Linked DNA regions of Homo sapiens: region 1 is linked to region 2. Evidence: read pairs that join two places in POLR2A ChIA-PET (ENCODE). Cell type or tissue: IMR-90. All regions are shown on one strand. Links, peaks and the distances in the headings refer to the core of each region. The heading gives the core; the rest is flanking DNA.

Region 1 (4,858 bases), core at 1,176-3,675, 460 kb after region 2:
TGTGGTGTTAAAGCACACTTCAGCGTGTACTGGGCGAGTGATGTCCCTCTCTGCCTCCTCCACACCTGCCCAGGGACTGGAACCTGCACCCAGAAATGTGGGTTTACTTAATGATGGGGGGGATTTCTCCCCCAGCCCCACACACAACTCCAGTCCCTTCCCCCCACTGTATGGCTAAATTTATAGATTTGGGATTGCTGTAAATTATAATGTAATTATATCACACCGGGGGCAGCTTCCCACGGCAGAAATTAAAAAGCAATTCAGGTAAATGATCTTTAGCTACAGTGGAGCGTCCCTGCAGAACTCATTAAGTCCGGGACCAAACGGCATACCAAAGACGGTGTGCGGCCGCTGCATGTCAAACACAGCCTCGCCTGGGAAACACACAGCCGGGTGGCGGGGGGTGCAGGGGGTGGGAGCAGGTTCCCTGTTGGGATGTCCTTCATCCACCTCTCACATCCACCTCTGTGCACACCTGTCCAGGTGTCTCCTCCAATGCCCCCTCAGCCTCCCAGTCCTAGACCACTCCTGCAAGATTCCCCTTAGAGAAGGAAACTCAAGGTTGCCTGAGGAAGAGCTAGGGTAAGGGGCAGAAGATGGGTTCAGAGTGTACTGAAAATAAAATCAGATGGGAAATTTGCCATTTGGGTTGCATTCGTACCATTTCCTCTGAAGCTTTGAATTTCAAAAGCCCAGGGAGTTACTTTTGTGTGTTTTGTTGTTGTATTTTAACGTCCTTAATTGAACCTTCCATTGGAAGGGAAGTATGGCATGGAAAGAAAGAACTGGAAAGAAACATACTAACATGTGAGTGAGGGTCATCCTTGGGAGGTGGAATCAGGGAAGAACATAATGATATGTTCATTGGGCTTTTCCACAGTCATCACATTTTCAATCACTTTAATAATCAGAAAAATAGTAAACAGGTGATTTGCGGAGGCATTTCCATTTGCTATCCTTGTGACCTTCAGCCACATGCAAAGGGGTGGAATGGGGACAGCACCATCTCTCTTGGTATTAATTGTGTCAAGTTCATGCAAGGACCCTGTGAGGGTCAGGATTCAGGGAACACAAAGGTTCTGGAGCCTTAGGGCCCATCGGGCTGTTTCCTAACACGCTTCTGAAAAGGTCATTTTGTCCCTGTCCCTTGAGCTGGACCCGCTGTGCAGGGCACTATGCCCATAGCACACTGCTGGGTCCAGGGACCACAAGAAGGCTGCTCTAACTCCAGAGACACTTTGTTGAGTTTATCACCTTCCAGACACTGTTCAGTGCTTCGCTGATAACAGCTCACTCAACCCTTGTAACAATCCTTGCACCCGAAAGGATGCTGCACAGACAAGAACTCCAAGGCCACAAGAGTTCACAGCCTTGCTCTAGGTCTCGTCCAGCTATCACTGGCATAGCAGGAACATGAACTCGGCCCACCGCCCGGTCTTAGCCACCACAGCCTCACCTCCATGTCAGAGGTGTGGAACACAGCAAAGGCCAGTTGACAAGCAGCCTGGTGGCATCCCCAGTGCCACTTTCTCCCGGCCCCCGTGGAGTCAAAGGCAAACAGGAACACATAGTGGGGGCCTCGGGTGGCAGCCCAGCCCAGGGGAAAGGAGGCTCGGTGTGACCCACCCCACTGCCATCCAGCTGGGCGGCCCTGGTGAAGAGCCTCAGCATCCCCATCTGTAAAATGGGGTTGCACCTGCCTCTGGGGGTCGCAGCACAGGCTTAGGCAACCTCGTAAAGCACTGGTTGGGGCAAAAGGGAAAAGAGGGTCTTTCTGAGTCAATGTAATAGTCCCCAAGTCTATGCACAGGCACCTCCCCTCTGTTTATTAGAAAGACGAGAGGGTGAGGAAGGGCAGTGGACCAGGCTTACTGGTCACCAGGTGTCCCACTGAGAGTGCAGGTCCCCTCCCCAGGGCCCACCAGGCTCTCTCTTCCTCATCCTCACGTTTGATGAGGCTAGGCCAGGAGCTGGTTTACAAGCCCATCCGAGGATTTGACAGTCTCGGCCAGAATGAGACCAAACTCCCTCCTCAATGCTGAGCTACCCTTCTCTGTCGCCCATAAATGTCCGCCGGATCTGCTATTTCTTTCACAGTAGAAGTTCACCCAGTGTTCTGCTCAGCTGAGCCATGGGCCCATCCCTAATTTGGACATTTTTCTCCCAACATCCAGTCAAATAGGAAAACAGATCGCACACCAGGCCTTTGCTTGTCCTAGTAAACTCTATCCATGAAGCCTAGGGGCCAAGAACCCTCCTGGCGCATCTGCACCTTTGCAACTCGAGAGAACCTCCCCCGTACAGAGGCCCCAGGAAACACTGTCCCCATCAGGTCCTGGTGGCTGCGAGCTCAGCCGCCCACGCAAGACAGGCTGCCAGTCAGGGAGGAGCAGATCATCCCAGGCTTAGTGTTCTGGGCCCTGAAAACACTTTTTGCATTTCCTCGAGGAGGTGGGTGGGTCGGCCTTGGCAAGGCATCTGAAACCACCGGGAGGCCACACACTAGTTACTGAGTCGGCACATGGCAAGCCCTTCGAAACGCCTCCTGGTCACAGACAGATGAGAAAACATGTTCTTAAGCCACCTCAGCAAACTGCTCCTCTGGCCACTCAAGACTGCACCCCAAGTGGCATAGAGAAACCCTGGAAGATGCAGTGTGGCCCACATCTGCCTGCTCCGTGGCCACTGGAACACTTGAGTGTTTGTTTAAAGAAGTCAGTCCCCTTCCCACTAGAAAAAAAGCTACCCTCTCCAGCGCTCACTCTTTCCTTCTCCACTGAAGTTTTTGCCACAGCAGAAGGCTAACTCTCACAAAGAGAAGAAACACAGACACACAGGGTGTGCACACACGTCCACACACTGGCGTGGACAGCAGCCGTCCCCGCAGGGTGTCCGGAGCCCACACATCCACAGCCAGCCTACCTGGGGGTTGCTGGGGCAGGGTCCCAGGCCAGGAGCCCACCCCCGGAGTGCCTCAAGGCAGCTCTCCGCCTCCTCCTGCCACCAGCTTCTTTGCCGCCAGCATCAGCCTCTGACGTTACTGCCTGGAGAGGGGGGAACTAATGCTCACCAGCTGGCTTGGTGATTTAACCCTCTCGGCTTCCAGGGAACTCCGGCGTCCAGCTGGATGAAAGTGCACAGTCCCCCTAACAGGGGCCCCTGAGCAAATACGAGGGCGACAGCTGAGAGTTTAGACTCGGCAAGAAAGCAAAGCCTGGGATGGCTGAGAGGAGGAGAAATTGGCCCCCAAACCCACCTTCGCTCCACTGTCCTGATTTTAAGGGAGCCAGAGAGAACTATCTTAGCTCAGAGAAAACCAGACAGAGGGCAAAAGGGACCAGCCTGGACCTTTCCTTCACTTGCCTTCATCAGCCTCAGTCTTTCTAAGGGTGGATGCCTCAGTAGATGCTGCTGGAGGTTTCCTCCAGCAAAGCAGCCAACCTTCCCCAGGTTCCCATGGCCTTGGCGGCTGGCCATCCTGCTGCCTGTGCTCGTATTCTGTTCTCTGGGCCCCACTTTTCTGCCTAGTGAACCCGTATTCATCCCTCAAGACCCAGCTCAGGCTGGGTCTGGCCTCCTCCAAGAAGTCTTCCCTGCCTCTCTTCCCCCAGCAGCAGGATGAAGTATCTGGAAATGACTTCTCTTGGAGTCGTTACCACACTAAGATGCTGTCCTTGCACTGATCAGTCCTTCTTCTTAGCTGGTGAGCTCCCTGGGGGCTTGGCCAGTGGGGTATTTGCCCCAGCATAACGGACTGGCACAGTAACTGGTAAATGCCTGCAAGCAGATGAATAAACTGCCTGTGGCAAAGTCCTTCAGATTTCTGGTTCTTGAGAACAAGGCTCAGGTTATAGAATTCTCTGTGCCTGCCATTGGCTTTCAGCTGCTAAAGGAGGAATGGCAAAGGAAGATTAAAAACGAGGGTGGATAGAAAATACAAAAACCGGTGGGGTGCAGTGACTCACGCCTGCAATCCCAGCACTTTAGGAGGCTGAGGCGGGCAGATCACCTGAGGTCAGGAGTTCGAGACCAGCCTGGTCAACATGGCAAAACCCCGTCTCTACTAAAAATATTAAAAATAGCCAGGCATGGTGGCAGACGCCTGTAATCTCAGCTACTTGGGAGGCTGAGGCAGGAAAATTGCCTGAACCTGGGAGGCGGAGGTTGCAGTGAGCCAAGATCACACCATTGCACTCCAGCTTGGACAACAGAGTGACTCCATCTCAAAAAAAAAAAAAAAAAAAATCTCTATTAGTGGCACTCTGTCACTCTGAATATCTACTATCAGTACTTTTAAAGTGCAACACAAACCTCACCCATCTGGAGGTCACTCACTCCTAAAAGGCAACTCTACCAGCTGCAGCCAGGAACCCAACAAGAGCCAAGAAGCCCCTGAGCCCCTAAACCTACATCTCAGAGGCTTTGCACTAAGAGTGTATGATAAAAGCCCCCTAGGCCCTTATTCAGTGCGTCTGGATTCTTGGCTTAGAAACTATTCTAACAAAATGATATGTTTCCCAGCACGTAACCTAGAAGTGGGTATCAGTAAAAGAGGGCGGGGGGCTGCGGCTGCTTCAGATAAGCAGGTTATCAGCATAAGGTGGGGGAGGCTCAGAAGGATTCAAGTTCAAATCCTGGCTCAAACCACTTACTAGCCGGGTGGCCCTGGTAACATGCTAACCAGTAGGCCTTTCGTAAACATCTAAATGCCTTTTGAATGAAACAGAATTGACTACTGAATTTGGCCTTGAAGGAGCCTTGGGATTTGGCAGGGCACAGGGCCTGGGCGGAGACACTGGGGGACTGGAGAGTCCCTGGAGAGACACGCCTGGGGCCCAGACTCACTCGGAATATT
Region 2 (4,858 bases), core at 1,201-3,700:
AGTGTGCATCTGTGCCGCTGTGTGGAATGGTTTTTGCCATTTGCCTTTCACTTTCATGGAAGGTCAAGTGCTACCAACTGGTTATGCACCTTTGAGCACTTTCTTTCCTCTTTGGGCCTCTGCTTTTTTGCTTAAATTTAGCAGGCAAAAATGAGATGTTTATAGCATCCATTGAGCTTTGATGTGGTTCTTCTTGTTGGCTAAGTCCTGTGGTGCTGAAGAGTGGGTCCAAGGTCTGAGGTCTTGCTCCTAGACCAAGATATTGTGTGTCTGTCCCTGCCCTGGCCCCTGCTCCTGTTGGTAAGGCCATTAGCTGAGTTCCTTACCTTTCCTCTACCCCTTCCAACTCCTTTTTTTTTTGAGACAGAGTCTTGCTCTGTCTCCCAGGCTGGAGTGCAATGACACGATCTCGGTTCACTGCAACCTCTGCCTCCTGGGTTCAAGCAATTCTCCTGCCTCAGCCTCCTAAGTAGCTGGTTTTTCAGGCGTGTGCTACCACACCCAGCTAATTTTTGTATTTTTAGTAGAGATGGTGTTTCTCCATGTTGGCCAGGCTGGTCTTGAACTCCTGGCCTCAAGTGATCCACCTACCTTGGGCTTCCAAAGTGCTGGGATTACAGGTGTGAGCCACCAGGCCTGGCCACCCCCTAGGTGTTTTTTTTTTTTTCTTTCTTCTTTTTGAGACAGTCTTGCTCTGTCACCCAGGCTGGAGTGCAGTGGTGCAGGCTCGGCTCACTGCAACCTCTGCCTCCTGGGTTCAAGCGATTGTCCTGCTTCAGCCTCCCAAGTAGCTGGGATTACAGTCATGTGCCACCACGCCCACCTAATTTTTGTATTTTTAGTAGAGACGGGGTTTCACCATGTTGGCCAGGCTGGTCTCAAACTCCTGATCTCAGGTGATCCACCTGCCTCAGCCTCCCAAAGTGCTGGGATTACAGGCGTGAGCCACTGTGCCCAGCCTACTAGGTTTTTTTAAAAAGAGTTTTAAAAGTTGATCCTCTCATAGATCAGTTAAAAGAGAGAAAAAGGGCCGGGCGCAGTGGCTCACGCCTGTAATCCCAGCACTTTGGGAGGCCGAGGCGGGTGGATCATGAGGTCAGGAGATCGAGACCATCCTGGCTAACAAGGTGAAACCCCGTCTCTACTAAAAATACAAAAAATTAGCCGGGCGCGGTGGCGGGCGCCTGTAGTCCCAGCTACTCGGGAGGCTGAGGCAGGAGAATGGCGTGAACCCGGGAAGCGGAGCTTGCAGTGAGCCGAGATTGCGCCACTGCAGTCCGCAGTCCGACCTGGGCGACAGAGCGAGACTCCGTCTCAAAAAAAAAAAAAAAAAAGAGAGAAAAAGGAGTTACCTCTATGGTCTCATCATCTCATGTTAATTTGGTATATTTATATTTTTAAAATTATATTTTGTAGGTTATTAAAATAATCTACTTTATAGAAAGTTTGAATAATTTAGAAAAGCAAAAGGAAGACAATTAAAACAAAATTAAAATCCCCTCCGATTTCACCAGAAACCACTGCTAACCTTATTTCTACATGTTTGTATATATATCTTTCTGTGATTATGTTACAGACATATATCCTTTTTTTCATTTACTATATTTGTCAGCCGTCTCATGTCATTGAAAATGATTTGAGGACTTGCATTTCTGTTAATGGCTGCATAGTATTACATTGTATATTTCTATGACTTTAACTGTTTCATATTATGGCCACTTAGTTTCCAGTTAGAAATTAAATACTATTATGATGAACAACATCCTTGCATATAAATCTTCCTGTGAAATGTTGATTATTTATGTATTTTAAAAATAAATACCTAAGAAGTAGAATTTCTGGATCAAAGGATTTGAACATTGAGGCTTTTGATGCATATCACCAAATTGCTTTCTCAGAAGAATGCACCAATTTACGTGCCAGCCAGCAGTATACATTTTGTCTCTTTTCCAATATTGGTTATTGTTTTTTGTCATCTGATTAGTGAAACATGGAATTTAATCCTAAACTAACATTTCTTTTCTTTTTTGAGCTGGGGTCTGGCTTGGGTTGCCCAGGCTGGACCCAAATTTCTGAGCTCAAGTGATCCTCCCTCCTCAGCTTCCTGAGTAGCTGTGACTATAGGTGTGTACCACCACCCCTGGCCTTAAATTAGCATTTCTGTGATTGTTAATGCAGTTGGATATTTTAAAATACATTTATTGATCTTTTTAATTTGTTTATTATATTCCTGTCCTTTGCACGTTTTTGTTGGGGTGTTTATGTTTTATGGATAAGGGCATACTATTTATGAAGAATACCAACCTTTTAGCTCCCATTTTTTGCAAGTATTTTTCTCTGATGGTTGCAGGCCATTTAACTTTCGTTGGGTGATAACTATATTTATGGTGTAAGGTATATGTTGTGATTTTTTTTTTTTTCTGTAGAGATCTATTTTAAATGTCTATGGTCAAATCAAATCTTTCATTCTTTGAAATAAACTTTTCTTTTATGCTTAAAAGAAAATGGCTGCTCATCTCAAAATCAATTAGCTGAGTAGTTTTCTGAATTTCATTTAGAGGTGTCTAAATTTTAACACTTACTGAAATGCATTTGGAATTTATGATGTGATATGAAGATCTGAGTTTGTTTATTTTCTAGTTATTGCCTGACTTTTCCTACCTTTATCTCACAAATTTAGAAAGTCAATTCTGAAACTTTTTTTGTTGGCTTTCTTTTTTTTTTTTTTTCTGAGACAGGGTCTTGCTCCATCACCCCGACTGGAGTGCAGTAGCTCCATCTCAGCTCACTGCAGCCTCTGCCTCGCGGGCTCAGGGGATCCTCCTACCTCAGCCTCCTGAGTAGCTGGGACTACAGTTGTGCGCCACCACACCCGGCTAATTTTTGTAATTTTGGTAGAGATGGGGTTTTGTCATGTTTCCCAAGCTGCTCTTGAACTCCTGGGTTCAAGCAGTCCTTCCACCTCGGCCTCTCAAAATGCTGGGACACTTGTGAAACATTAAAAAACCCATCATTCTCAGCAAACTAACACAGGAACAGAAAACCAAACTCCGCATATTCTCACTCATAAGTGGGAGTTGAACAATGAGAATATATGGGCACAGGGAGGGGAGATCACACACTGGGGCCTGTCGGGGGGTGGGGGACAAGGGGAGGGATAGCATTAGGATAAATACCTAACGTAGGTTACGGGTTGATGGGTGCAGCAAACCACCATGGCACATGTATACCTATGTCACAAACCTGCACGTTCTGCACATGTATCTCAGAACTTAAGTATAACTTAAAAACAAACCATATCCTAAATTGTAAGGCAAGCAATATACAGACTTGTCCTGTGCTGCTGATGTTCTTGCCGAATTCCTCATTGAACTAATTTTTGTAGCTTAGAAATATGTTTTCCTTTGTCAGAGAGGTTCCTCTCAGTATTCTTTTTAGCCGTTCCCAATAATTTATTCTTACAGAGGGTTATAACCGTTAAGACTTCCTTCTCAACTGGGCGCGGTGGCTCACGCCTGTAATCCCAGCACTTTGGGAGGCTGAGGCAGGTGGATCATCTGAGGTCAGGAGTTCTAGACCAGCCTGGCCAACGGGGTGAAACCCCATCTTTACTAAAAATACAAAAATCAGCTGGGCGTGATGGCGGGCACCTGTGATCCGAGCTACTTGGGAGGCTGAGGCAGGATAATTGCTTGAACCCAGAAGGCAGAGGTTGCAGTGAGCCAAGATTGAGCCACTGCACTCTAGCTTGGGTGATAGAACGAGACCCTGTCTCAAAAAAAAAAAAAAAAAAAAGACTTACTTCTATACTTTTTCTTAAAAAAACAAATGGATGAGATTATGCTTTATGTGGTTGTTTCTTGCTTTTATTAAATACTGTTCTTGTAATAACATTTTCCATTATTATTAAAAGTATCCTAAACATGTAAAATGTCTACATGTTATTTCTTTTTTTTTTTTTTTTTGAGATGGAGTCTCGTGCTGTCGCCCAGGCTAGAGTGCAGTGGCGCGATCTCGGCTCACTGCCAGCTTCGCCTCCTGGGTTCACGCCATTCTCCTGCCTCAGCCTCCCAAGTAGCTGGGACTACAGGCGCCGCGACTACAGGCGCCCGCCGCCATGCCTGGCTAACAGTTTGTATTTTTAGTAGAGATGGGGTTTCACCGTGTTAGCCAGGATGGTCTCGATCTCCTGAACTGATGATCCACCTGCCTTGGCCTCCCAAAGTGCTGGGATTACAGGTGTGAGCCACCGCGCCCAGCCTCTACATGTTATTTCACTATTTCCTTTTGTTATTTAGGGCAGAATATTGTCATAACTGCTGGAAAAAATATACAGTGTAATTGTTTTAGTGTCTGCCTCCCATAATAGAATGGAAGTTCTATAGGGCTGAGCCATGTATTAAATAATTTTTTTTTTTTTTTGAGACAGGGTCTTCTTGCTCTTTCACCCAGGCTGAATGCAGTGGCATAATCATGGCTCCTGCAGCCTCCACCTCCTGGAATAATTAGTCCTCTTGCCTCAGCCTCTCAAGTAGCTGGGATAAACATGTGCTACCACACTCAGCTAATTTTTCTATTTTTCGTAGATACAAGATCCCACTATGTTGCCCAGGCTGGTCTCAAACTTCTGAGCTCAAGCAATCCTCCTTGGCCTCCCAAAGTGTTGGGATTACAGGCATGAGCCACTGCCTGGCCCCTAAAATTTTAAAGTATAGGCTGAAGAATACCCCTTTTCCTAAATGCTTGGGATTGGAAGTATTTTGGATTTTGAATTTTCTTGGATTTTTGGATATTTGCATATCCATAATGAGATGTTTTGAGGCTCTGACCCACATCTAAACACAAAATTCACTTATGT

The links. ChIA-PET counts read pairs that join two places held together with the same protein. Peaks named below come from ENCODE experiments on the same cell type or tissue, not always from the same donor. Only the 100,000 strongest peaks of a DNase experiment are listed, where the experiment ranks them.
Region 1: POLR2A ChIA-PET joins it to region 2 with 14 read pairs; 2 of 35 experiments call an interaction of 5 or more read pairs at or near these places.

What each region holds. Positions count from the first base shown.
Region 1 is chr2:120,818,630-120,823,487 of GRCh38, reverse strand. All of the region lies in intron 2 of GLI2 (GLI family zinc finger 2), which reads right to left. Among named protein-coding and RNA genes, the nearest start is that of GLI2, 85 kb to the right of the region's middle. RefSeq lists enhancers at 1-182, 1,019-1,684. In IMR-90, for the core only: no CTCF peak of the experiment used is centred there; DNase peaks (open chromatin) are centred at 2,487 and 3,077; H3K4me3 peaks cover 832 bases; H3K27ac peaks cover 1,696 bases.
Region 2 is chr2:121,274,506-121,279,363 of GRCh38, reverse strand. The region is part of intron 2 of TFCP2L1 (transcription factor CP2 like 1); the gene reads left to right. Among named protein-coding and RNA genes, the nearest start is that of TFCP2L1, 8.3 kb to the left of the region's middle. In IMR-90, for the core only: no CTCF peak of the experiment used is centred there; no DNase peak of the experiment used is centred there.